Regions from separate parts of the Mus musculus genome. Here regions 1, 2, 3, 4, 6 and 7 are each linked to region 5. A link is a loop called in an ENCODE intact Hi-C map of the cell type or tissue named here. Cell type or tissue: left cerebral cortex. All regions are shown on one strand.

Region 1 (4,000 bases), 610 kb before region 5:
TCTATATGCAAAGCATTTTTAAAAAAGAAGCCCCACTGTTTAGATCGTGCAGTTCGAACTTACAGAACAAATATGCTGCCCTATCGCCACGGTACACAGATAGAAAACATGACTGAGCTGTAAAGCCATTAAAAACATAACACCAAAGCAAATTGTCATTGTAACCATCGACTCACTGCGTAAAAACAGAGCTGATTCCCAGCCCCAGAAAGCGAGGCCCTGCTTTAAGCAATAGTAAAGTGCCTTCCATCTGCCTGCCTATGCAATCTGCCAGAAGAGAAATGCAGGCAAAGAAGTTCCCCAGACCTGAAATGCTTTTATCTATCCTTAGAGAGAGATTTTCTCCATTCTTTGGATATTAGAGCGATCTACACTAGCGCCAAGGAGGTAAAAGGCCGCGGGTTGCTTTTCAAGGAGCAGTCCGTAGTGCTAGTGGATGAAATGTTGATTGAGAATATAGGGACTGCTGCAAAGCTGCTGCTGCCGTCGCCGCCACCGCTGCCGCCGTCGCCGCCGCCGTCGCCTGTGCTACTCCTGGCAGCAGGCGTGGGGCAGTTGGGTGACCACTGATGCATATCAATAACCATGTACTTGAGATTTCTCATGACATCATCATTACCTTGGTCTCCCGCAGTCTCAAACCTTTGACCTTGCCGGGCTGGTCCACAATTTGGCGGTGAAAGCCCCTCCAATGATGGCCCTTTTCTCCTTCTTTCAGACCGGGGCAGCAGTACGCCAGCAAGAGGGCATGCTCTGCCCGCCTAGAAGTCCTAAGAAATCGAGGATCTCCCTTAAAACATTCACATACAAGATATGTGCAATCAAGCTGCCTGCACTTGGTAAAAAAGATCATGATGCCTAACCCAATGATCCGGAGCAGATCTTTGAATCAGCTGTCACTTCTATAGAATGGGATTTCCCCCTTCTTCCTCTTTAACCAGCGTTGGAAACTGCCGATGGCTTTATACATCTCAGTAGAGGAAGGCTAAAGAATCTTCCGTGAGAATGAAGCAATTTACAATGCAAATAGAGGCCTGTGAAGAGAAGGACACTGCTGCTCACCCCCAACAGCTTGCTGCACCTTAGTCTCTGGTCTTAATTTCTGATACTCATAGATGAATTGTTGGCTAACGATACTGGAGATTACTTGCTGGAAGGGGAAAAGTTTGGAATAAACTCTGAATGCAACAGATCTCATTTGGATGTTCTAGCCGCACACACTAAGACAGAAACCAGGTCATGTTTACATGAAAGGAGAAGCTTAAACGCGGCAAGTACCCCGGAGGACTACGCTTCCCTAAAGCCAAAGAGGATCGAGATCTGGAGTTCAGCCAGAGGAAGGCAGCCTTGTGAGGGAAGCGAGTTGTTATCTTTGGTTATCTAGCTGTATGAGTGTATTGGTCTTCATAAAGCTAGATAACCGAAAGTAAAAACTCCTTCAAGGTCACCGAGGAACGTTCCGGAAAGAAAGACTGCAACCAAGAGACAGTAAAAACCAGAAAGGTCAGGAATGCTTATTGAATCTAACTTTTTTTATCTTATGATTGAAAGTGGGATGCAAGAAAATTAAGTGACACGCATATTGAAATCTAAAGGGGCCAGGCTTTGAGGGGCTTGTACAACTGGAGAGGAGAATTGTGTAGTGTTTTTTACGGGTGACGATGCATGTATTTTCTATATTGTTCATTTTGAAGCAAACGTTTACATATGAGGTTTTTTTTTTCTTTTTTTTTCTTAGAAAGCTGTTATAGTGATGTCTGGTACCTCGCTTAAAAATGATTTCATAATTATGTAGATTTGGGCTGTTCCTATCTGAGGCCCCTCCCCCAAGTTTGAAGCTTGTGCCTGGAAACTTTCTATGTATTTGGGTGTGTACATCAAATTCTGTGAAGTTAGACTTTCAGTAAAGCTTATACTGGAAGGTTAATAATTTATATCTACCGAAGACTTAGAGCTAGCAGGGAAAAGGGGTGGGGGCAAAGGCTGATTTTTATTCTTCTATTCAAAATACAAGGACAGATGCTTCTCTGTTCCAAGAGGGTTTCCTTGAGGAAGCTACTGAAGCAGAAAGACATGATGGAGACGAGATCGCCTCCCCTCTTGTCAAAGTGTTAAAAAAATGTTCTGTCTTACTCTGCGCCTAGCATTGGAAATGAAAGTGACATTTACGCCACAACCCACGTGTGCGCCTCCTCTCTTTTTGTTTAAGGATGATCAGGTCTATCCAGGAAACAGCTCTGGCATCCCAAACTGAAATAATTAGGACGTATATAGACCTGACAAAAATGGAAAGGGGGTGGGGAATCTGAGGGTCTGTCTTGCCTAATTGATTCCGCTAAACGGAAAGCAGGAGATGTGAACGGCAGGACGCTCCGATTCCCACGCTCGGGGGCAAGTGGTAAAGCCTGGCCGGCAGCCTATGACAGACAGCCCTGTTGGGGGGTAGGGGTATGAAAAAAACATCAAGCACACACACACCATACTCATCTCCATCGCTTAAGAAAGTAAAGGCATTTCCCACCCACAGCCATCTGCAGCCTCCCAAATGGCAACACCAACTGGTTGGTAGCTGCTATGTACTGTCTCTGTTCATTTTTAAACCTCTGTTTAATCTGGCCATGATTAAATTTGGATTTCTCCTTTGGTTGAAATTTTCACCATTTAAGGAAAACAAGTGGAAAGGGTGCCAAGAGTGCCCCAGAACTGCATGCCCTTCTCAGAGAAGTCCTCAGTATGTGGTTAGGGCCTTGTGACCACCTTTGGCTTTTGTTTTGGCTGTGTTATATTTTAAAGTCATGTCTCATAGCATTCATTATTATGACTTACTTCATCGGGTTGTTTACTTCCTTGTGTGACACACAGGAACTTGGCCTACTTATGCTAATCTACATTCTGGAAATAAAGCTATAAAGTCATCAGTCTGTAGAAAGTTGATTACAATCACAATATGTTAGAGAACTTGTTTTGTTTTAGAATTGTCCTAGCGGATGAGCTTTTTTTTTCCCTTTTCCCCCTCCTCTTCCTTTTCTTCCTCCTCTTCCCTCTTCATCTAAAAGTCACTAGTCCCAGCATAAACTTTGAGGCTTTGGAGAAACCACTGTAGTCCTTTTTTGAAGTTCCTTGCATCCTGTTACATTTTATCAGGCAAACATTTGTATAGGCATTTGCACATAAATACAAGCATTGCAATGAGAAAAAAAATTCCAAAATTGCTTCTTTTCTTTCATATGGCCTAAATTACTGACACTCCCAAATGCATAAGTTTTCTTCAGGGACAGTACATTTTTCTTTATAGCTTCAACTTCTTGTAAGATTGACACCAGAGAAACCTGTAAAGCCACTGGTAGTTTCATTTAGAAAAGCCAAGAGACTTTAATAACACAACTTCTCAGTTTGGCCGCTGTACACGTGCCAAAGTTTGACTGCTGTAGAGGCAGTCGAGAAGACCCTTGCTTATTTACCTTGGAAGCACTGTTTGTGCAAACAAGCTTTCATTGTTAAGTGCCTGTATTCCTTTCATTTGCTTCATGTCCAGGGGTGCTATTTACCTAGAACCATTGTCTACTACAATTAACATTTACATTACAAAGTGTGTGCTTTTCTTTCTCAAGGAGGTTCAATTAAGGCAATAAGATGTTTGCTGGGGAAACCTATTGTTTACTCAAAGCTCTCAATGGAGTCACATTACTGAAGTTTTTGCCTACATCTTGGGTCGTTTATGTAAATATGTTAACTATAACATCTAAGGAAAATAAACAATATTAAAATTATGTGTTTGCCATTGTCATATCCAACTTGCTTTGTATCATACTAATGTTACATAACTTATCGATCAATAAAAATACATTTCAATGTTATTTTCATTTTACTTTTTGCTGTCCCACTGCTCCTGCTGCAACATGTCCCAGATTTTCTTTTTTTCTATTACACATCAAACTTCTGACATTTTGTTTTATTTGTGTGTGTTGAAGGAGGTACCATATCTAAGCATGAGTCTAAT
Region 2 (4,000 bases), 410 kb after region 5:
CGAATATAAAGCATGTTTCAGAAAGCAAAATAAAACGTATTTTAAAAGCTAACTTCTATTAATCAAAGGAGAGCCTGGAAGATAGATTTTAAGATTGTATTTATACAAGCACCTGTTAGTGCTACAGAAAAGGAATTGAGGATGCATAGCTAACTCTGTTCAGTGTTCTTCCAAGTAAATTTGAATTTGGACTTTACTGCATTTAGATAAAAATGCACTTACAAAATGTTTTTCTATATTTATCTCTGGCTGTTTTGTATAAAATAATATCGCAAATTATATCCATTTTTGAATGCCAAAAGAATAAGCCAGAGTATTACTCTGTGTCATTGAAACTACCTCTCATCTACCACAAACACTCGGAAGTGTCTCTGCTTTGTGGAATAGTTAGAATAATTCATTTACATACAAGTTGAAAAGAACTTTTGGGGGGCAGGGTTACTTTACAGGGCAGAGATCAAACCAAGAGCCCAGAGAGTTTGCTAGGCAGAGAATCCACTTCATTCTCAGTCAGAGTTAAACATTTTTTGAAATGTTTTCAAAAAGGTTTCCATTAAAATCATTTTGATCCCTTGTGGAGCAATGTCCCTCCCAAAACCTGTAAGAAGCAGGTATTTTTCTGCAAGAGCTCAAATAGAACCAAATGAGCAGTTCCTCAAGGTAAAAGCTCACCCAGTCTGTTTCCAAGCAGAGCAACCGCATGCTGATCACCATCTTCGATGGTCAATAGTGAGAAGCAAAATGTGCTATGGTATCAGTCTTGTATGCCTATCACACTGACAGCCTAAGAGGGGAATCTCAGTTCTGGATGTATAGGGGTCCTGTTTTCTGATTTTTGTCTCTGATTTTCTATTGATCAGTCGCAACTCACTATGTTAAAACAATCCTAAGAACTTGGGGTTTATATCCAAACTAAAAGTGATATAATCAAATATAAGAGAAATTGAAGACATAACTTATTAACCGTGCCGTACGTTAACACCACAAATGAAGTGGAATTTTCTCAAACTAGAGACACCCAGAGAGCATACTGCACACAACATTGCCTGTGCAGAAAGTTTTACCACCATGGGACCCCTTGATTCCCCTCATATTTACATTTTAAAGAGCTATGATTATATCATTGGATCTTTGTTTTACTAAATATTTTATATAGATGTCTTCTTAGAATCTGTAGTTTTGATAAATTTATAAAAATCAAAGCTAAGAAAATATGTCCAACAAATTATCTTATTCTCAGATACTATACACGGGATAAAAAGCTTTACAAAGGTGGATACTGAAAACAGCCCCCCCAAACTTCAGATCTGTGAGATTTTAAACTGACATGATTTCATATCTATCAAAATTGTAAAGCCATTAGAAGTAAAATTAAATGTGTAGGTTATATAGTAGTATCAGTAGTACATGAAATAAATTATGCACTTCAGTTTGTCAATGCGCAGTATCATTTTTGATCCCATGTAAATCTGCTATGAGACGTTTAAAGGAATATCAAAAATATACCCCAACCACAACAGATTTGTCATTCATGCGCTGTTGAGCATGGAGGCCTAATTTACCCTTTTGCCATTATTTTAAATTAAGGCACTTATCCAAAGATCAAAACATCGTCTACAATGGACATTTTGTGAAGGCAGATAGTGATAACATCTGAAGGGATATGGTAATTGTTCCTGTTGTGGACGAACAGGGAGAGATATTTGATATGTATCTTGGGAAACAGGAAATGTTCCACATATAAAACTACAACTGCAAGTGTGGAGGGAAAGACGAAAGCGGCCCAGTGACCAGGCAAAAACTTTAAACGTATTTGCGAAGCAAGAACAAAGACATGCGTTGCCTGGCTGGTAGAAAGTGTTAAAGGGGATTGTCTCCTTTGCCACGGCTGTTTGAAATCCAGCATTTCATATTAGTCCTTAATGACAGACCCTAACAGCATAAGTGAAGAAAAACCAAGAGAAATTTTGATGAAAAAAAAAAAAAATCAAGAAAAAGAAATATGACTGCAAATGTGCAAACTTTGTCTGCAGTTGTTGCAGGCACAGTGGTGAAGGGACTGCTCTGTCCACCTATTAAGGTAGACCGCATAACAAATAGCACACTATCCCCCAAAGGGAAGAGAGTAAAGTTCTCAGGAAACCCCAGCAAACACTGACATGATTTTTATTATTCCAAATTTAATCCGACATTTTCTAAGTGTGTGTGGAAGGAGGACAGAATACTCCCTTTGTGTCCTGGAAAGTGTCATGCGACACAAAAAGATCTTTCTCAAAGAAAAGGCATCTTACATGATTAACACTGAGCTCCCAGCTTGAAAAGAATAAACCCCCAATGTCGCGCAGTGCAGGACGGCTGAGCAGGTCCAATACAGTGCTTTCATGCCATCTAGTGGTCATCTGAGAAGTCTCCCCGAGACCCGGGGATCTCAAGCAACTGGTAAAGAGGAGTAGCCATCCTCACCACCTCCACCACCACCATCACCACCATCACAACCATCACCACCATCACCACCATCACCACCATCACCACCCAAAAAAGAAAGAAAAGTAAAGAAACACGAGGTTGAAAAAACATATAAATAATTTAGGACACAAAAAAAATCTCATCAGCTTCAATAACCTGGCTAAATTTTTGATACCGTTTTAATTTGAGTGGAATTTGTTTCTTCTGGTCCTCTCTTTTCCTCCTTTTTTCTTTCCTCAATTCTTTTTCAAGTTTCCTTTTGTTTTCAGTCTACTTTCCGTTAGATTACACTTAGAAAAGAAACACAGATGCATGTTTTAATCATTAGTTTCTGAAAGAATTAAAACGTCACTTGCTTTCATACCTTGGTTTGGGTATTTTGAGACTTTTCTTTTAAATAAACCATCTCCCCACCACTCATATAAAATGTCAAGAAGCAAGACGGTACATAACTGAATTCCTCGGTAATAACTACATTCCTCCTTCTTGGAAAGGCACAGTACCTAAAATGTTCTCGACTTCTCTTCTGATGTCGGCCGCCCTATAAGCAGTCCTCAGAGTATTGAACTTTGAATTTTTTGAAAGCTAAAGTATTTTTCCCATTTTGCAAAATAGTTTTAAAATGTCATTATATGCATCTATGTCCAGGTGTGCTCTTTATACTTTGCCTAATAAATCATTTTCAAATACTGTAGCACAATTGGTTTCCTTTTCTAGTTGAGATTTATTTCTAAAGCTTAGGAATTCTTTTATTTCTCATTGATTCATACATTTTTATATTAGTTTTATTGTTTCTAAGGATTTGCCTTTTAAGGACACAAAAAGCTGATTTCTAATTGTGTAAAATAAATCTTTGATTTCAGTCAGCAACTAGTGTTTTTATCCGGGAAAGCCTCAGCCTTTTCTTTCTTTCTCTCTTTCTTTCTTTCTTTCTTTCTTTCTTTCTTTCTTTCTTTCTTTCTTTCTTTCTTTCTCTCTCTCTCTCTCTCTATCTCTCTCTTTCTTTTTCATAAAACAGTATATTTCGAAGGCTTCATGACATAAGAACAATACAGATTTTATAGTGGTTAGAGATCAGTAAGAAATACAAAGTGGAGTGGTGCTCAAATGCTGGTCCAGGCTTTAAATTAAAACAGATATTTATTTAAAAGAATTTAATAAACTAACAAAGTACTTGCAAATATTTCAAGTAATATTGCAGCAGAAAATAATTTTGTTGCTTATTTTTCCTCACTTTTGTCTTGCAAACGTGGGCGTACATACACTGGAATATTCAATGTCAATGATTCCATCATAGACAGAAATTAAAAGCATAAATGTAACATTTTCTGATGCATTTGCCATAGTTGTAGTCTCTATCAATGTGCATATTTTCATTTTGTAACTTAAACAAAGGTGCATATATTTTAAAGTAGATGTTCACCTCAAAACTAAGATTTAATTTTCAAACTATGTAGCAAATATAGTATATAGTACAAATATGCATAAAGATGCCAAATCTAGATTTTCACCTTCTAAAAGACTATAGAGCAAA
Region 3 (4,000 bases), 220 kb after region 5:
ATGGCAATAGTAAGCAGGTCACTTATTTATTCAATGTGATTTTTTTTTTTACATGAAACAACAAAGAGGAGTAGTCTTGCTTACAATAGAGCAAAGTACTGGGGAACTACCATTATCTAACTAGCACCCATTAAAGGTGGAACTTAAAAAAAAGCAACAACAATGTTAGACCATTCTTCCCACCTCTAGAACATTTGCTAACACAAAGAGCTTTAAGTGATACTGGCTTGGAGCAGGTGCTTTTCAATTTCAAAGTAAAGCAATATTTTGATTAGAGTCTACTCATTTATCTCAGTCTGTTCTCAAAATTGTAATCCTCCTACTTCAGCCTCCCAATAACATGGATTATGTGTATATACTGCTACACTCTGAATTTCGTCTCCTCTGAGTTAAGAACTACTGATAACGAGAGAAGAAAAATACTGAGTATCTATAATCCAATGATGGTCATCATTATGGCAAGGTACAATGGAAGTTTGAAACATCGTGGACAAGCCCCTATGTAGACTAGATACAAATATTTTAGGCCAGGGAAAATGCAGATTATTTAAAGTTATTTTAGTAAGTAGTTAAAATTACATTTTGGTATAAAATTTACCATATAACTGCCTTGTCTGTAAAAATTAGTGCTTAGATAATTAATGGATAATACTATAAATTTTTTTCCTGAAAAATCTTCTAGATAAGAACATGTATTTATTTGATTTATTTGACTATATGCAGCACAAAGAACTTTAATACAGCAAACTCTACTACAGTAAGGTATGAACATATTTTTCTCCATGCTTTTAGATTTAAAAGAGAAATCATTGGATTAGAAAATTTTGTCTATTTGAGTCATAGGAAATCATTGCAAAAATGATTTGATAATTTCTCATCAAAATGACCATATATCAATAACTGGATTGAACTTGGCATTAGACTCAGGTTATTCTGGCCAGTTGCATGCTGTATTTTAGGTAGTATTATTAATGAATGCTGCCTGAGTGCTTTTAATAACAAGGGACTCAAATATATAACTTCCCTCTAGTAGTTCTAAATGGTGGCCTGGAGCCACTCCTTAATTAATATAGACTCGTACTTCAACTGTAGTTATGGGAAGGAGACTGAATGAAGACAGCACAGCCTGAGATCAGAGGTCATCAAAGGCATGTCTAATTGCACATGTATTCAGTTTTCTCCTTCTTAAAATCCCCCCTCCTTTAGTGTCATACTTCACAGTAGTTCTCAGCAGCAGGACTCTTTGCTTGTTAATACACAGCTGATTTTATTCTTAGCACATAAAATCAGTGTAACCAACATCCTTGCAGAGGCATGGAAGTGAGAAAACTGCACTTCATAGCAGAGAGGCCTGTTTGCTTTTGTAACATGAATCAATATAGAGAAATCTTTGAGGGCAGATTTTTCAAATAGCAAGCTTTTCCATGTATAATATTTTTCACAATTATATGAAACAAACATATCAAGATGAGAAGAAAGCATTCTACTCCTGCCTAGATCTTCAGTGTAAATGAATTGTTTGTGTACTTTGTTCATTAAAGACAATTGTCTCTCCACAGATCTGGAGATATAGGGGTGGGAATCATTAGTGTTGGTAGGCTTTCCAGTGTCAATTACTAGAAAATTAATTCCAAACCTATCATTAACAAGCAAAAGTTCTGTGTTTATAGTTTCCTTTTGTGTAGAATATGAGACCCAGTCTGGTGCTTAAAGGACAGGGTTGTGGGTAGAGTGCTTAGCATGTAGTTCTGAGAAGGCACAGACCCAAGGTCCTTTAGTCTGGTAACAATAGATAACTCTCTGCTATTTTTACTTAAAATTACTGTTTGAATCTTCCCAAATTCAAGGAGTCTCAATTTAAGTCTATGTGTTTAATATCTGAACTATTAACTAATGTGCCCCATTTGTGAGATAGAGAGAAGCTTTTACTCTAAGCATGTACTAGATACACATCTCCCATCATTATTCAGACAGCCAATGCCTGCAAGTGAATCAGAGATTTACAAACAATCAAAGACTGGTCTTAGGTTCTTATCAGTTTCTCAACAGATTCTAGGAGGCTTAAAACCGCTAGGCTTTCAGTCTTTCACCAAAGCAGATACAGTGCTGTTCTCTAGCTGGATTTTGCATTATTTCGGGCTGCAGTCTTTCTTTGTGGTGTCTCCACAAGAAACCGGCGATGTCTACTTTTTTATGAGTAGAATGCGTTGCATTGTTCTGAGGTTTATAATTACACATTTGTGACTTCATCCCCACCAGCCTCGCCCCATGAATACAGATAACATCTTACAAAAGGGAAGACTGGGAAGGACTCAGACAGACAGGGTGGGTGGAGAGGGAGGCTGATGTGCTCAGTGACCATCTCCTAGCAAAGCTCTGGGGCACCTATTAGAGGAATTCGGCTCTCCATGATTCTGGGGTGGCCTATGATCTAAAACACTGGCCTTCTGTTTCATTGGCTATGAATTTACCCTTGGGAAGAAGAAATACTCAACCTATGGGTTGACATTTTATTTATATCGCATCCCTTGTTGAAGCTCTCAGAAGAACCCGAGGTGTCCGTGGCAATCCTTCTCTTTATTCAGATGGTTACAGTTTAAAATTTGAATAGCTGTTTATGCTGGGAGGCTGAACACCCAATCAGTAGTCTTTGAATTGAAGCTGTATTGTTCACTCATGGAAATGCCTGTTTCATCTGTCAGCTCTCTTTTATAGTGAGCCTAATAATTTATGCTTGCTAAAGATGTTTTCTGACCTGTGATTCCATTGCCAGTTACGAAAGGGCTTTGGCAGTATTCACACTTCCTTTCGTAATAGGGGGCCAGTAAGGTACAATTTAGTGAAATTACTGCTCCAGTGCGCTAATGGCGCCCAGACTCAGACTGGGGAGGGCAGAGGGGTGAGGGTGAGGGACCTCGTCCTTTAAAGGGGGCCACTAAGACTCCGAAGAATGGTATCCTGGGAAGGAGGCTCTTTAGGAGTTATGTCCTTCCCTGGAGGTCGGCATGAACCTGAGGGGCCCTGATGGTTGAGTTAACACACCTGCAAAAATTCTACAGGGAACTTACATTGTGTCCAGCTAAAACAAAGAGATCTTATTTTGTTTCTCATATATATATATATATATATATATATATATATATATATGCACATGCATTTTACATTTTGAAGAAGTGACCATGATTCCATTATAGTGACTAATTCAAAAACTGACAGCAGTAAAAATCTTTTGTAAGGAAAGCATTCACATGTACTTTCACTACAAATTTTTCATCATATTACTGTTTAAACCATATTATAGGAAATGAAATTTCTATAAATGGGTCATGCTGCGTCATAATTATAAACCACCCAGCTCTTTAATTTATAAGCTACTGCCAGACTCATCCTGAAGAGAATTTCTCTAATCGCGAATCGAGTTATCCTCCAGGTGAAATATGTATTATTTTCCTCTTCTTTCATGAAATTTTGCTGTCATTTCTCAAGCAGAGCCTATCCTGTCTTCTGTGTACATCATTTGTGCACCCCTTTTATAGTCACTGCTTTGGAGTTTCTTGAGGTTGTGATCATGCAGTCTTGTCTCTATGTTTGTCTTTTGAAAATGACATATGAATATTGGTCAATTGATTTCAAGAATATTTTTAATAAATTTATTGTAAATTTAGAATTGTTCTCTAGCTTTTCTAATTTGTCTGCGAAGCATGTGAATAGGCAGTGATATCATTAAGTTCACTCAGAGTACAGACATTATGTATCACATGGATTAATAAAAGAAGCAAAGAAAACTATAGATAAGTTCTTCGAAAAGGAATTTCTAAGAGACCTTGAATAGTCTTGTAAAAATTGGCCAAGTTATTTGAATAAAATACTTTAAAAGTTGATTGTCAATAGCTTTTGACTTTGATTATTATTAGCCATAAAAATCTAAAATATTTCTATTGAAACTTGAGCTTGTGGTAACTTGAGCTTTGAAGTCAACAGAGGGTTTTCACACTGCGGA
Region 4 (4,000 bases), 620 kb before region 5:
TGTCTGCCCAGTATAGTCTAATTGTTCTGCAGTCTTTTCCCTCTCCTTCTCTCTCCTATGAAGGCTTCATTTTTCAAGAAGAAACCTTAATACTCAGCAAGATATAAGGCTCATTGAGAAGGAATAGAGCTCTGTTTTATTCAGTATTAGCAATGTGAGTTTACTCACACACCACACACCACACAGATTGCTAAGTGTCTATCTCAAGGTTTGAGTGCATATGTTACAGAACATACTCCTATCCACTTTCAAGAAAATTAGAACAAAAACTGCATTTATAAAAATGAGCTGAGACTTCATGAACAGTTGGGAGATTTTTTTTAAAAAAATAAATAAAAAGAACATAGAAAACTATATTTTAATCATCTGTTTTTAGGGAAACTAAGAGCTTCCTGTTTTATTTAAAGAAAAATGTAATTAGCAAACCTTTGCAATTATTCAAAATGGAGACAATAATTTGGCTATACCAAGGCTTCTTACCCACATGGGTGAGATATTTTAGACCGTTGTTCCACTCACTATTCTACAGCTAAGGGTATTCGATAGGAAATCCTGACCTTAGATTAACAGGTGCATTCATTGTTTTAAAAACTGGGATTTGTTAATAAGTGACATTTTAAATTGAAACCTCAAAGGCTTCAAATGCTCCAGTGTTCTACGAGGAAGGCATCTGCCCTAGCATTTGAACAGGTTAGTTATCTGAACCACAGTAAGGTTTCAGAGGCCCCTGCCTGCTCAGAACCTGGCCCATGAAAAGGAAACATAGAGAGTGGGAGGGGCTGCTGGGTCCCCTCCCTCCTCCACTCAGTGCCCGGCCCACCTGCACCACATCTACTCAGAAAATGACCATTTGGTGTATGGGGGAAAAAAAAAAACTCATAAGACAAAGTCTAGAATACACACATTGCACTCAGATATGTTATATAAAGTGCATATTCTTTAACATATCTACATTGTTATAGATGCTTTGTGGTGTGTGTTTGTGTGTGTGTGTTAAAAACATCACCCTCTCTCTAAGTTTGTCCTAACATGAGGAATTAAAGAAAAGAAAAGCTGTCAATTTCTGGATGAAGTCAGTACAATAAAGGTGCAAATGGCATCCCAAAGGACTTAAACAAATGACAGGCCTATGGTGCCGGACATTTGTAAAGATGCAGTCTTCGTTTGGCGCTGAAATAGGTACGGTGATGAAGAGGACTGTAATATAGACTCAAGTAAATTAGGATTTCGCTTTGGCTGTGGTCAACAGTATTTGCAGGTCCCCAGGGTTCCAGAAGAAAGGATCTTCGAATAGAGGTTGTGTGTATTGCCTGTGTTATCAGGTCCCTTCTGCGGCTCCCCTAGGACCATCTTGAAACTATAGCTTTTTCTTTCTTTGTTCAGTAATGGCTATAGAAGTCCAGAGTGTCTTGAACATAAAGATCTTGAAGCCACCCAAGTCCAGAGAATGCAGGTTCTCCCAGGCCAGGGCCGCCCCGACGACCCAAGCGAGGTGCTCAAGGGCCAGTAGGTGTCGCTGTTTCCCTGCTGGCAGGACCCTGGAGCCCGACGTTGGCCCCTAGCACCACTCAGTTTTCTGGCCCGGGTGATTTCCTAGACGTCTTTGAGCTCTGGGGATATGGCAATTCCCTTATTTTGTTTCTAGAACCCCTGACCTAAGTCCTCCTGGCTGCGACCACAGCAACATTGGTGGGCCTATGGAGAGAGAAAGGAGAGAGGAATATTGGTGGGGCCCAAAGGCCGCCCTGCTGGAATAAGCGGGGAGCCCGCTTCACCCGCTCCTTCCTTTCTCTCCCCAAGCCTAGGGTGGCGTCGGGGCTATCTGGAGCACCCCGGAAAAAAAAACCCTAAATTAAGGAATTCACACACGGCTGTACTTCGACTTTGAAATTAAAATAAACAAAAGGTTCAAAATCTAGCTTCGCGGGAACCGCTCACAAAAAGAGTTTTAATATCCTTATCTCAAAAGACAAGGAAAGAGGGAGGAAGAGAACGAGGGAGGGAAGGGGGAGAGAGGGAGGGAGGGAGAAAGAGAGAGGGAAGGAGGAAGAAAGAGAGAGGGAAGGAGGAAGGAGAGAGAGAGAGAGAGAGAGAGAGAGAGAGAGAGAGAGAGAGAGAGAGAGAGAGAGAGAGAGAGAGAACGTGCTAGGCCTGGACTTTGAGTTACCTACGGTCTTACCTACAGGGCTGTATGCAGAATGTCGGGTGATTGCGTTGTCCTCCCTTTGCTCTGAGAAAAGCTTGAACTACACTAGACGTCCCGCTGTCCACCCCAAACCGTTATTTACTAAGTATTAATCTTCACTAGATAGGGTTACCTCATCTTTGGAATCTGTACTGAAATTCTGGATATTGAAAATTCTGTTCCTTTCTCTGGCGTCCTGCGGCCCCCTGTCTTTGGCTCAGTATGCGGCGTAAGCGATTATTAATCAGAGGCGTTCTTTTTGTGTCTGGGGGGGGGGGGCATTTGGCTTGAAGATTCCATGACACGCACTTACATTGGTTGCATCCTGTAGATGTCTGGGGATTTTATTGATATCAGGATTTCTTTGCATAGGGAATTCACTTCTCTGTTAAAAGGTGGCAAGGGAAGAGGGCAGGAGCCACCCTAAATTCACGGTCTTGAGCAATCGCAAGAGGTAGTGTGGAAATAGAAGTAGTTGTCCATTTAACTTGACTCTAAGATAATGCCTTCAATCAAGAGGTTGCTATGTGATTTAAAAAGAAAAGAAGAAGAAGACATACTGCTGTGGTTTTGTGTAAAACTAAAACATTTGTAGAGAGGAAAACCCTAACAAATATAAAACTAGCAGACAGGAAAAAAAAATTCCACTTAGTCCCAAGTATGTTTGAATAATTTTGTTCTGGTGTCAAGACTGAGGCCTTACCATTTCAGGACCCGCAGCGCAAGAGGCTGCGTAGTCACTGAGAGCCTGAAATTTAGCAAGAGTTCGTAAATATTTTCATTAAATGCCCTTTGCATTTGCCCTTTCATAAAATCGGCTCCTTTCTTTAAAGTCTTATGCCTTTTACACAATTCTAAAAAAATCATTTCTTATCGAAGCAGCAGATTCATCTCTGGGGTTGGGGGTAGGACGGACACGTTTCTAATTGGAGGTTGTGAAGTTCAATGAGATGGTATTTTTAGCTTGAGATGCTCAGATTCATATATTTTTATATTGTACCAATCTCATCCGATTTCCGTTTCACTCAACTCTTTCATTTTCTGCTTTCTTGCTTCTGTCTTCCTTCCTTCCTCTATAGCGCCTCTCCCACTTTCCCTCGCTTCTTCTGTTTCTCGCTGTTTTCTCTCTCCCGCTCCTTTCTTGTATAATTTATTGTCTGTTTTTATCAGTGAAGTTAATACGAAAATAGCAAGGGGGAGGCCCAGCACCTTAATCTGGCCCTCTTCCCTGCGCGCATTAGGGACTTTAGGGAGGTGTCCGTAGCTACCAGGTTATAGACCAGCGCGGTGGCCCTATGTGCAGAGAACGCTGCTGGTGGAGGAATTGGGGTCCGCCTAGGGTTGCGGGGCTTATTCAAATACCGCCCGCTGCTGCTGTGATTCGCAGGGACTCGGCCTCCATATGGTAATGCGGGGCGGGGGATGGGGGTGGGTGGAGGGAGGCACAGAGCGGAGGGGAGGGGAGGATGGGGTTGAAGGCGGGAGGGAGGGGGGCTCTGACACCGCGCGCTCTGCTGCTGTGCTGGGACAGAGCACCCGGACCCGCGGCAGCGGCGGCAGCGGCGCTCCCCACCCTCCACCGCAGCACTCATCGAGCCAGGAAACCACCAAGCCACGGGCCCTCGGGGTAAGCCACAGTGTGCACACCACAGCGATGGTGACTCCAATGAGGGAGATTAGAAACAGAAAAGATTACAGAGAGATCAGAGATAAGAGGTGTACCTCTCTCTGTCCCTTGTCACACAGCGCGCGTGCACATGCATTTGTACAAACATGCATGCTCATACAGCAATACGTTCCACATTCTTTGCTACT
Region 5 (4,000 bases):
CACTCCAAGAACTCCAGAAAGGGGCTTTCTATGCCTTTCCTTTTTAGAAAGAGAAAGAGAAAAAAGAAAGGACTGGAGAGAAGACAGACAGGGGGGAGAGGGAGAGCGCAGAGGAGAAAGGAAGAAGAGGGGGTATTTAGCAAGTTAAGAGGTTAAATATTTGAACAGATTCGTAAATATATAGACAGCCCTTGCAATTTGGGATGTGTAATAATGCCTTTTGTGGTGCTGTCTGGCTGGGAGGGTAAGCAGAGGACCCTCCTGCCACCTTTTTCACTGGGAAACCAACTGGAAAGCTCCTGGGTTCACAAAACAAAATCAGTTCCCCTCTTTTGGAGGAAGAGAAAAATGCTGTCTCTACTAGCATTCATACTATTATTTAAAAATAATAATAATAAAAAAACAAGAGAAAGCAAATGAACATCTAATTTCTTAGGGATTTTTTTTTTTTTTTCAGTTTAGAAAGCTATCTTCAGGCTGAAGTCATTTCGAAGTATTGTTTGAGCGAATATGCTACAGCACTCAATTATCTAAGATGCATCAATTATTTTTTTGACCACTTTTGTAACAAGAATGTATTGATCTGGGTCTTAGAAACCCTTGGCACTCTGACATGTTTCATAGTTGCCGAATAGGGTGGGTTTCTTCTTCCGACAATTGTACTGAGCGCTGCTGATGGAATCTGTCCTCTGCCTGTGCCCATGGGCAGAGGACACAGGCTGTGGGTGTGTCCCGCCCACAGATGCTCGCGCGCGCGTGTGTCTGTGTATGCATTGTACACACGTATTCTCCACTGTGTGCCCCAACTGGAGCCATTTTCCTCCTTTCAGTGCCCTGCGTGTATTAGTAATATGCAAGTAGAATCATTTTGCTTGAGTATATTTTGGAGGGGGAGGGGATAAACCATTTAATTCTGCTCTAGTATTTCCTCTGCAAAATTTTCACTGCGTGTGAATTCGCGTGAATGCCTTTTCTGAGGTGTGTGTTATGTGTGTGTGCTTGTGTGTTGGGGAAGATCATTGGCTCATCAGCGGGTGTGTGCCTCTGCGTGTGGGAAGCATGCAGACTCTGAGGACCTTGGGAGCAGCCCACGTTCTCTCCGGGTGCCCTGTCTGTATCTGCCCTTGTGTTTTGTGTTCTTGATGTGATTATGTGCGTTATTTACATATGTGCTTCTATTCTTTTGCCTTCGTGTAGTGCCTTTCTCTACAGTCCACACATTTCACATATATTCTTTTATCTTTTGGCAAAGTGCCTTTTTTGTTCCTCGAAGAATATTTATTGATGTGATAATCTGAAATGAAAAGTGGTCTCCCATGAAGGAGATGGAAGAGAAAGGAGCGTTCATCTTTCTTAATAGACGGGGCAGTGCCAGTTGACTGGATCACAGGGTTTCTCTGCACTTTCTGCGTGAGTCTGCGCGTGGGGGTGGGGGCGGGGACGGCTGAAGGAGGACGGAAAAAGACCTTTTAAGCAGAACAAAGATAGGACATCGCGCCTCCTTGCGTCCTGATTGCATACTGCATCTACCCGGCGGTCCCGACTTTAGAAATCAGAATTCAGAGATTTTCTCCTTAAACCATTCAGAGGCCGCCTCTCAGACCCAGCCCTCGGACCTCAGCCAATCACCGGACGCCATGCAAATCACCTCTTTCGCCCTCCAAACCGAGGTCCAGTTTAAAGGCAGTTTCTGCCGCCCCGCCCATCTTAGTCCTTCCCTTCCCCCTTCCTCCTCCGCCTCCCACACAGCAGCTGCTTGGGAAGAGGGCAGTGCTGGGTGCTTCATGCATATGCAGACAGATCTATCCTCCCCCTCCACCCCATCCTCTCTCCCTCTCCTCCCGCCCATCTTTGCCTCGCTCCCCAGCCCCCACCCTGCCGCCCACTAGTATCTCCAAGTCTCCTCGACGTATAGTTCCCAGCTCTGGTACATGCAGCTGCTACCCACAAGTATGCCCAGGCGCTCCATAGGAGCCAGAGAGGGAGAGGGAGGAAACCTCTGCTTTTGAAATCCGCTCGAAGGTCAAGTTTGTGGTTTACGGAGCGGGAGCCCGAGACACTGAAAATGCTGTTGAGTCTGCAAGAAGACGGTGCATGCAGGAAGATGGTTTTGCCTTGGTTTTCTTCCACTAAACAGCAGATTAATTTCTCTGAAACACACAAAGTACCGGTCATGTTTAAAGGCAGGGTGATGATAGATGGTTCCGCGTGCGCACAGTTACAGAGCATATTTGTCTTGCACATCAAGGTTCCTTAAGCCACAAAGCACTGGAGAGGAGATCAAAGGGTGTTATATCTTCTTAGGAGCAGGAAGGTTGGGAAGTGCGGCTAGCAGTACGACCAGTGGCGCTGGACCTGCTTGAGGTGGGAAGTTAAATGGTAGGTACGGAAACATGACCTGGGACCTACGGAAAGGAAAAATAATTCTGTGAGAAGGCGAATTTGCTAGTATTATGCATACGCAGACTGTGACCAAGGCTCTTCCAAGCCGCCCTAAACATTTTCAAGTTTTGAATAACGCACTGAACTGACCTGGATTCCTTTAAAAGTTGGGGAAAATACCGTCGCGAAAACCGCGCTTTTAGAGTGCTTGGAGATCCTCTTAGGAGGAACCGGAACTGTGGCGTGACCTTGTTTTATAGATCTACTTCTGCCCTGAAATACCTTCAGGACTTTCTAGAGGAAATTGCAGCAGGTTCCCCTTAAATCTTACTCGGTGGACAAGTGAGGGCTTAGCAAATTTAAACACGCACTTTGCTAAGATTATTTACCGAACACTTTTTTTTTTTTTTTTTTTTTTGAATCGAGGGCGTTTTGTGTGCCGAGAACAGAGCAATATCTTCCAGGCAAAGCGCTTCACGTGGCTGGCAGTTCCCAGGTGCCACGGAAATTAGGAAAAGAAACAGCAAGCAGCTCAGAACGGTTTCTGCCCTTGAGCTGCTCCTGCTCTAGCTGGAGGGAAATATGTAGGTGGTGCTTCCCAGCCCAACAGGAAACAGTTCAGAGAGCTCTTAGACTGCAGTGAACCGGCGGCGAGTTGGTACATTCCTATAGTGAAACAGGGCAGCAATTAAGAGTGAATGGACGATCTTGAAGGCAGTGTTGGATGAAAAAGCAAATCACAAGAGAATGTGATATTAATGCAATGTTAATGTCTATTAACATAACACTGTAACAGACTACAAAAACACAGAAGTTGCATGATAGGAGGCATAAAATCGTGTCAGGGAATGGGTGTGGAAACTGGAGGAAGGAGAGGACATGTTTTAGTCATAAAGATTCGAGCTCTGAGTAATGCTTATTCCTTTTAAAGAGCTAGAATATGAGGAAACATACTCATGGGAAGGCTTTATGGAAAAGCTGGCGCTGATGCTAAATTTAAAATCTTGAATATGATAAGCAGAAGGAATCAGAATACTCAGAAGACAATTTTCCTGAATGGGGGAAAGAAAAGTGTAGCCCATGAGAAGCTTTTATAGTCTTGAATTAAAATTTCAATCTACATACAGTGAAAGCCGCTCTTTAAGGGTGCTGAATTCTGTAAGCTTTATGGATTCACAGTCCTGGAAGCAGGAAACAACAGCTCCCCAATTCCTTTACTGTCTTTATGGTTGCTTCTTCTCTTACCCTTGAGACTGAGAGACCTTTGACCTTGACTCCATCACCACACTTCACCTTTTCCCCCCGAATGTCATAGAAATGGAGTCCTGTAGCATTGCTTTTTTTCATCAGGTGCCTTTCCTATAGCATTACCCACTGAGATATCTCACCAATTTCAGCACCCCAGAGGATACATACTTTCTTAATTTTAGGGATTGTCTCCCCCCTCCCCATGTGTAATGTAGATTTCTTGTAAATAATTACAATGCTATATGTGATAAATGTGTTCAGATATTTCTGCCCAGATGCTCCGTTGATAAACTGGTATTAAATACAGTATAATGGTGAAACGTATAAGAAATCACACAGGTTCCCGGGCTTTTGCACGGAGTTGAGCAGA
Region 6 (4,000 bases), 480 kb before region 5:
ATATCCATAAATTCATTTCACTGTCCAGGTAGCTTAACATATAGTAATTAAATTGGAGCTATAAACAGTAAAGCATACACATGGACTTCTATGATTTCAATTTTATATTATAGTAGTGAATATTAATCTCTAAAAAAACAAATGCATTGATAATTTCAAGGTGAAATTCTTTTATGTTAGAGGAGTATATCTACTAGAGGAAGATTATTGTAAATTAAGTGAAATTTCTGGCTATGGTGCTAATTAAATTATTCAAAATCATTTTCTTCATATCAAACAGAAAAGAAAACAAATCTTCTTGCACTTGTAATGTGCTCTAGAGGGCTTCTGTTAAATGAGCTGCATGCAGGGATGTGTCTGGTCTGTATGCTGAGGGCTAGGGTAACAGGAGCTTGACTACTCCTTGCTTTGTAAATATTTAAGTGTTATATCTAGACGAGGGATAAAATGCTGAACTTTTACCTTTGAACCTTTCTGTGAAATATCTTAAATGCTACCAAATGTGAATATAGTGAGCTTAATTAGTAAATTTGACCCAGGTTTATGAAATTTTTTATTTTAGGTGTATTTACATATACACAAGCATATATATGTACATAAATTTATTTTATTACATCCATTGTTACAAGCCAAACCTTGAGCAGTTAAAGTATTAAAAAAACAATCAAAATACTCTTCATATATCCATAAATCCATAAACCTTTTTAAATTTTTTCCTGTTTAAGAAACAACTAAATTATGGAGATGCACACAACATTATAGAACATTTGCCAAGTATATCTTGATTCTTATTTGAAATTCCCACAAGAATATAGGCATGACAGTAATATAAGCCGTAGAAAGGGCGAAAAGAGTGGAACACAGGGACTTGTAAATAAATCCATGAATATCAAAAAGCACAGATGCTAAGATTACGCATTTTCACTAGTGTGGTTCTGTACTTGTAGACTCTAAGACCAGAATTTGTAATGTTCAGTATAGCAAGCCCTGCTGAGGGAGGGAGAGTACAGAGAAAGTCGTAGAAGGTTGGGAGGAGGGTATAAGAAAAAAAAGAGGGAGGGAGGTAAGGAGAGAGAAAGAGACAGAGATTGGGGGGAGGAGAGAGAGAGAGAGAGAGAGAGAGAGAGAGAGAGAGAGAGAGAGAGAGAGAGAGAGAGAGAGAGAGAGGCAGGCATAGCCAGACACAATACTGCATAATAATGGTAACATTCCTGCATGTCTAATGGCTTAAATGTGTTCTGTGCCTTGCTCTAGCCTCATGCCACAGCTGATGTCAAAGAACCATTTAATATTTTATCAACAGTCCTCCTTTGAACCACACACACACACACACACACACACACACACACACACACACACACACACATATACACACACACACATATATATACATATATATGCATATGTGTGTTTATGTGTATGTATCTATATATCTCTGTATATGCATATATCTATATTTGTTATAGAAAGCATTTGGAGTTTTTGAAGCATGAGGAGAATGAAATCCCTTGAATGGTACAATTTTAAGACACACAATATTTGTAAATATCCCATATTCAGTAATATTCACACCATTTTGCAATGAGTCTTACATTATTTACATGTTAGAAGCATTAATATGTCCTATTTCTTGAGGAAACATATACCCACATTTTATCTTCTTATTAAACAGTAGGAATGCGTAACTTTAATTTTTAATGTAAATTCAGTCACTGATTGAATAATGATTATAATACTAGTTGGACTTCTAAGTAGTTTTTGTGGAAAACATTGTTTTCTTGTTTGACGGATAGTCTGCTTGTAACAAAGAATGACTGAATTGTCTTAACAAAGAAGAAGAAGGCTGTATATGTTGGTTACAATAGAATAACCACCTTCCAGATCTCTTAAATCCACAATATATGTAGTGTGAGTCCTGAGTGGCTTTTGTTTTCAATGTCTTTTGTAAGCTTTTAGGGTTTTTTCTGCATCAAATGTCAAGTTAATTTACAGGGCGCTATTACTGATATGTTTCCTTGGTTTGTGGTTTTCTGTGAAAGGCAGGCAGCTGAGACCAAGTCTTAGGCTAGGGGGAGGGGCAGCTGAGCCCATAACACATACACTGTGCCAGGGTCTGTAAATTGGCTGCCTGTATGACAGCGGGCCCAGGGAAACCTCTAGTCTTCATTTGCATGCTGAGGAATATCCAGGATTAAACCGGACTGATTTTCATACAGGATTTAGACCTGACATTTATTATTCGGTTCACAGACCTCTTGAAGGAAAGTTTGTTTTCCACTCATAGATGAAAAATCTTCCAAGATAAATAAAGACTGGCTTAGCAGTAACAGTAAATAAATATCTTTCCTGTATTTCTTATGAATTTATCTTATATGATTAACAGACAGATGTTTGCCACCAAATTATTATATTTTGCTCCTTAGCATTTCCAAAGGAAAGTATCTATCAAGGCCTCGCTCAGTGTTTATATAAAATGTATTCATTTGACTCTGGAAGTTGAGTTTTCATAAATAAATTTAAAGACAGACATTTGATTTTTCTGAACGAATTAAAACAACATTGGGGAAGTAAAATACTCTGAGATGCTTAATTCTGTTTCTGTTCCATGTGTTTCTATGGGGATAGAGTGAATTTTGGTCATACTGTAAGCTTCAATTGCATAATGTTTTACAAAACAAGAAAATTACAAATGAATGTTTCACATGAGCCCATCTGCTAAATATATAACCCATAAAGTTCATTTTCATGGCTAAATAGATTTAAACAATATTTGGATGTCTTTTAATATTTAGACACTGTTTGTCCAGTAAAACACTTATAGTCCAACTTGCTAGTGATATTTTAACTGAATCAAGATTTAATTTCTAGTATTGAACAAAACATGTTCTGACACAGTACCAGGATGAAGAAACATGACCAGCTGCTTTCTTCTTTCTGGAATGCTTTTCTATGTGGCTAAAGTAAAGACTGCAAGTTGAAATTATGTAAACCCAGGAGAGAGCTAAGAGTCCTCATGTGTTAATAAACAGAAGAGAGTTTTCAAATGGGTTGAAAATATACTTTGTACATTTAATAAACAAAAGGTAGAATAATTCAAATGTCATCTATGTGGAACATGGAAGAAACAGTGTAAAATCTGACACATATTTGAATTTTTATTGTGTCAATGAAACTTTTGAAAATGAATTCTGATATTTGATTTCTTTATGGATGTTTTACTAACTGTAAAACAGTCTTAAATGTGTACAATATAGAACATCTCTCAAAAGTTTTTCTATTTCACTATAAATGTAAATGTATACAAATTAATTTATGGCTATATTCAGAAATATTTATTAATAAAATTTTAGAAAGGCTATATTAAAGAACCTCTTTTCTGAAACTTAATGTATCATTTATATGAATCTATTTATTAACCAAGCAGTTAATAAATGAACATGATGAGTCTATTTAGTTTTACCTCAATTTAATTTGCACACATACACATGTACACACACGCGCGCGCACACACACACACACACACACACACAACACACACACACACACACACACACACACACACACACACACACACACACACACAGAGTCTAACTCAACTAAACATGAGTACAACCAAAGAGTATAAATCATTGCTATGAGAAGAGTGGTGGTCATCTTCTGTGGAGAGATACTTCAGCATTATATATGTATAAGTTTCAAATGTTGACAAATATTATTGTAAACTAGGTCTGCACATGAAAAGTGAAGAAAATCAAGACAGTCCTTTGTACAGTTCATGCTAAATCCTTCACTTTTCCTTGCAATAAATAGTTGAAGCACATGTATTTTACCCTTGAATTATTTGGATGATTGCATCAATTCTTTAGTTTGTGTTATACATGTATATCGAAAGAAACTGTGTTTGCTGAAAGTGGCACTTTAGAAAACATCCCACTACAAAGGTGAATCTTTTAACAACATTGTTATGTTTTGGGTTTACTATACCAGAAGATTTGTTTAT
Region 7 (4,000 bases), 630 kb before region 5:
ATTTTTTTTAACAATTCAATTTAATCTGTTAACACTATGTTTTGTTGTGACATAGATTTAACGGTGGGACTTTCACGCGATGTTTCGCTTCAACAGCTTTCAATCTGTCTTCTTTGGTCCGCAAAGAAATACAGCTCTTTAAAATATTCTGTGTCTGTGGGCTCATCTTTATCCCGCCTTTCTCAGTTTTGCCCTCACTAGGATGTGACACACCCAGCCCCTAGGGTAGGCTATACTCTGGACTTTCGCTGGAGCTCCGGTCCATCGGATGTGGGAGCGCCTAATCTCTCAAATTCGGCCCTTCCCCCACTCTTTTTCTTAAGAGGTGCTCCGAACAGCAACAACCTTGCCCGGCCGACCTTCCGCTCCTTTGGCCTATGCAACTCAATGAAAGCAAAGAGAAGTTCCGAGAAAAAAGCAATGCTGTCCAGCCTCAGCTGCCGGTTTCTCTTCCTTCTCCAGCGACCAGCGACCAAACTCTGTACTCTCCACCAAAGATACCCCCACTCAAGGTTGTTCCCAGACAGGACTCCAAACAATATTCTGGAGGTAAATTCGAACGCAGCAAGATGATTGTGTTCCACACCGTCTTAGTCAGTGAACATGTATCATCTTCTTGGAAGAGGAAACGCCGCACACCATGGTGTCCTTGCCCAATTGATCATAGACCTGGTTACCCACAGGACTCACTAGGCTCCTAGTGCCTTAGAATACCACCAATTCATACTTTGGCTTAGGGATTATGAAGAATGCCCAAGGAAGGAAAACTGGAGCATAAGTGGGGAGGGGGCTCAAACGCAGGACATGAGAGAGGTCAGAACATCAGTCTGACTGGGGGCCTTTGAGATCTGAGATGGGATGCAGGGTGCAAAGCCACCTCCAGAGCTCTGATGCATTCTGAAGAATGGGAAAGCCAAAATGAAAAGTTCGTTTGCTTTTCTTGTTTGTTTTTTACAAGAATTCAGCCTAAATTATCAAGGTTTATGGTTTGCTTTTAACAATCTTTTTCAAAATAACTAAGAACACTAATTAACTAACTGATAAAATGTGGCTGGAGGGAGAAGCCATTGTGTAAATTATTTTTAAGCCAAGAGGCTTTGTGCTTCAGTTGCTCCCATCTTGTCCAGCCTTGCTTGATCGGGGAATACGAAGTTAGAAAGAAAAAAAAAAGCGTCTTTTGCATGTTAGATCCAGTTAAGCTGGAACATTTTCTAAAAGCAAGAACAGGTGTGGTGAACTCTATTCATGATCTGACCACTTTGTCTCACAGAAGCTTTAAAATTTCCTCTATGTTCAGAAAGTAAAGTTTTAAATACTTTCCAAACCCTTTCTGCATACATTCTGTCGTTTGCCTTAAAGAATGGTGAAGCGCTCTCTTTCTCTCTCTCTCTCTCTCTCTCTCTCTCTCTCTCTCTCTCTCTCTCTCTCTCTGTGTGTGTGTGTGTGTGTGTGTGTGTGTTATTCACTTGTTTTAGATGCTTCAGAAAAGGTAAGGCCCTTATTTTACATCTATTGCTGATTTCTCTTTGCCCCTTTAAATCGTGCATTTGTGTGGCCCGCTGGCGCTGGCGTTAGATTGGGAGAAATTCGGATCTGCAGCTAGCTCCCTTCTCTCTTCCCTGCAGGCTGGCGCACCTACTCACTCGCGCTGCATATCCTCTTTTGTCCACTAGAGGTCACTGGCCCCTCGCGGCTCGCCTCTCGACCCGCTGCCTCCAGCTCCTGGAGCTCAAATTAGCTTCCCGTTAATTAACACCCGAGTCCATCAAGGCGGGTTCCTCTGTACAGTACTCGCAGCAGAGCTTATATAGACAACTTACACACCCAGCCAAAGCAAACCTCCCCAAATCCAACACTTCCAGCATGTCCAAACTGGGAAACAGGCGGCAGAGTAACACGGGGCAAGGTATAGTGCTTTAACTTTTATTGGGTGGGGCTTGCAAAACTGCTGTGAAGAAAGCTTTCTTTGAGAACGCAGGTTCTGTGGGGCTGGTTTACTTCTTAGCTCTCCCAGGCTGGGCAGAGTGCTTTCTGGCCCCGCCAGCATCCTGGTCCTTAAAGAGAATTTCACCAGCCCGTGTCGCTATACAAGAAGGTCGCTGGTCTACACTGTTCTAGGCGCACACGAATGTACTGGCAGATTATTTATTAAAGGGCGTAGAGTACAGTGACATTCCCAGAGGTCATTGAAATTGCTAGAAGAAAAGGGTATACGCGACAGTGTTTCTCGTGTCCTTTGATACAGAACAGCAAAGAAGCGGGTAATGATGAGGGATGCACACCACGAATCGACCCTGTGTACATGAGATGGCCTGACGTGTCCTGGGAAGTTCTCTGACTCTTGCTGCATGCGCATTTTTACTTTTTGAGATCCTCAGAATATCTGGAATCTAGCTTTAATTTTATATTATTTTCAACCAAGGTCCCCAAAAGATTTCCTCCTATGAACTGGGTATACTGAGCCTTGGCTTCAGGCCTCAACGAAATTCTTAAGAACTGTGCAAAATGAAGCCTGAGTGTATTCCAACATAACTGTCCAACTTGGTCGTAAACCGTAAATCGCCGTAATAAGCTCCTTTGACGCGGTGTTCTGTGGTGGATCACTGCAAGTATTCTTAATTTCCTTCGGGGGAAAATATTGGAAAATTTTATTCTGATCTAAAGATTTGCCTCACTTGAGATCTTTTGCGCTGAAAGTTAGTAGGCACGGGGAGGCGGACTGTGAACTTCCTAGTAGCTTAGGAACTGGACTTTCGTTATCTGGTCCCCTGAAGACCTGGGCATTCGACCTCCTTTCCCACAAACTTTTCAGGCACGGGCGGAAAAACGATGCGTATTTGTGGTCGGAATAAAGGCTTCTCTTGGACTAATAATGGCAGATACTTAATGAAGCATTGTCCGCCTTCAGGGGAAAGGGGGACCCCAGTCGGACCTCTAACTACATGTATGCGCTAGGCCATGAGCACCAACAAAGTGCACATCGATAGTATGGAAGCGGGGTGGGGTAGGGGGTAAAAGAACGCAGATTAGGGTATGCGGGAGAAGTGCCCCCCCCCCGCAGCAAATAAAAAATCCACTTTTCTTGAGGTGGGAGGGGGAGATCGGGAAGTTCGCAGAAACTAGAACACCGAAGGACTTCGGACACCGCCCGAGTGAATTCCGAGGGTTTGAAACATCATTTTGTATTTCATAACCCTAAACTGAGGTATGGGAGGATCCTTGAAACATCCCCTCAGGAGCCAGCCCAACCTAAGTCATAAAAGAGAATACATACCCCAAACTTGGTCTGCCACGACTTGCTTTTGGCAACCTTGTGGCCAAGACAGAGTCCCAGCACAGGCGTTGCAACCCGACCCCGCTCCAGTCCTGGCACAGGTGTCAGCCAGAGCTGGAATTATGTAATGGATTTGGTGACCTGGGCTCCTACCAAAGGGAATTAGGGAGGGCGAGGCTTTATTTTTTCTTTTCCCTTTGACTACATCTGGTGTCAGGTGTCCCGGATTTGTGGCAGCAGGTGTGATTTGAAGGAAAAGAACAAGTGAAATGGCGGCCAAGCTCAAAGTGCCCTGGGAAGCTGCCAGAGAGCCTGTCATCTCCTCCTTGGCGGCTCACCTGAGGACCTTCCTTGCAGGTGCCCTGGATTCCAAGCAGGATAGGCAAATGTGGGGGTGGGGCTGCCCTCCTTGTCATAAGCTGTGGGAGTTCTATCCTGATGCATTTGTTTGCTTACTGATCCCCTCGCCTCATGAACATGAATGTGAGTATAGAGATACAAAATTAAATTATATATACATATGCATATGTGTGATATATACATACATGTGTGTATATATATGATATACACACATATATATGTGTGTATATATATATAATCTATCTATCTATATCATGCAAAGTGTCAGGGAGCCCCCTTTTTTAAGAGTAATGATAACTTTGATAATTTGTGCAGAGGCTAGTCTCTAAATTTAAATGCAAGAGCCCACCCAGTCAGAACCTGTTC

The links. Hi-C counts contacts between places; a loop is a spot of excess contacts. Peaks named below come from ENCODE experiments on the same cell type or tissue, not always from the same donor. Only the 100,000 strongest peaks of a DNase experiment are listed, where the experiment ranks them.
Region 1: a loop joins it to region 5, with 12 times the contacts of the local background. A loop is called at or near these places in 15 of 42 quality-filtered maps.
Region 2: it touches region 5 in a loop (8-fold over the local background); 9 of 42 quality-filtered maps call a loop at or near these places.
Region 3: it touches region 5 in a loop (4-fold over the local background); 2 of 42 quality-filtered maps call a loop at or near these places.
Region 4: a loop joins it to region 5, with 10 times the contacts of the local background. A loop is called at or near these places in 41 of 42 quality-filtered maps.
Region 6: a loop joins it to region 5, with 2.2 times the contacts of the local background. A loop is called at or near these places in 4 of 42 quality-filtered maps.
Region 7: it touches region 5 in a loop (8-fold over the local background); 30 of 42 quality-filtered maps call a loop at or near these places.

What each region holds. Positions count from the first base shown.
Region 1 is chr13:83,737,452-83,741,451 of GRCm38, forward strand. It overlaps C130071C03Rik (RIKEN cDNA C130071C03 gene), which reads left to right. Exons shown (of 4, transcript NR_152245.1): 4 at 719-3,857. Mir9-2 (microRNA 9-2) reads left to right here and starts at 1,363; the gene lies at 1,363-1,434. It overlaps Gm51268 (predicted gene, 51268), which reads right to left and starts at 1,425; the gene lies at 1,370-1,425. In left cerebral cortex, no CTCF peak of the experiment used is centred here; DNase peaks (open chromatin) are centred at 2,204 and 2,457; H3K4me3 peaks cover 4,000 bases; H3K27ac peaks cover 4,000 bases.
Region 2 is chr13:84,756,345-84,760,344 of GRCm38, forward strand. All of the region lies in intron 2 of Gm34196 (a long non-coding RNA gene), which reads right to left. Among named protein-coding and RNA genes, the nearest start is that of Gm34246, 83 kb to the left of the region's middle. In left cerebral cortex, a CTCF peak has its summit at 2,386 (motif pointing left); DNase peaks (open chromatin) are centred at 421, 753, 1,768, 2,376 and 1 more place; H3K4me3 peaks cover 1,933 bases; H3K27ac peaks cover 4,000 bases.
Region 3 is chr13:84,563,749-84,567,748 of GRCm38, forward strand. No RefSeq gene overlaps it. Among named protein-coding and RNA genes, the nearest start is that of Gm34246, 110 kb to the right of the region's middle. In left cerebral cortex, no CTCF peak of the experiment used is centred here; DNase peaks (open chromatin) are centred at 2,293 and 2,571.
Region 4 is chr13:83,723,667-83,727,666 of GRCm38, forward strand. All of the region lies in intron 1 of C130071C03Rik (RIKEN cDNA C130071C03 gene), which reads left to right. Among named protein-coding and RNA genes, the nearest start is that of Gm52046, 4.0 kb to the left of the region's middle. In left cerebral cortex, a CTCF peak has its summit at 1,502 (motif pointing right); a DNase peak (open chromatin) is centred at 1,514; H3K4me3 peaks cover 4,000 bases; H3K27ac peaks cover 4,000 bases.
Region 5 is chr13:84,346,521-84,350,520 of GRCm38, forward strand. It overlaps Gm41011 (a long non-coding RNA gene), which reads left to right. Exons shown (of 2, transcript XR_873707.3): 1 at 1-2,379. Among named protein-coding and RNA genes, the nearest start is that of Gm41011, 4.6 kb to the left of the region's middle. In left cerebral cortex, a CTCF peak has its summit at 1,517; DNase peaks (open chromatin) are centred at 796, 1,059, 1,634, 2,550 and 2 more places; H3K4me3 peaks cover 3,531 bases; H3K27ac peaks cover 4,000 bases.
Region 6 is chr13:83,867,044-83,871,043 of GRCm38, forward strand. No RefSeq gene overlaps it. Among named protein-coding and RNA genes, the nearest start is that of Gm52045, 14 kb to the right of the region's middle. In left cerebral cortex, no CTCF peak of the experiment used is centred here; DNase peaks (open chromatin) are centred at 955 and 2,092.
Region 7 is chr13:83,713,504-83,717,503 of GRCm38, forward strand. Gm52046 (a long non-coding RNA gene) reads right to left here. Exons shown (of 2, transcript XR_003950632.1): 1 at 3,275-4,000; 2 at 1,429-2,623. Among named protein-coding and RNA genes, the nearest start is that of C130071C03Rik, 5.9 kb to the right of the region's middle. In left cerebral cortex, a CTCF peak has its summit at 1,668 (motif pointing right); a DNase peak (open chromatin) is centred at 1,689; H3K4me3 peaks cover 3,406 bases; H3K27ac peaks cover 3,894 bases.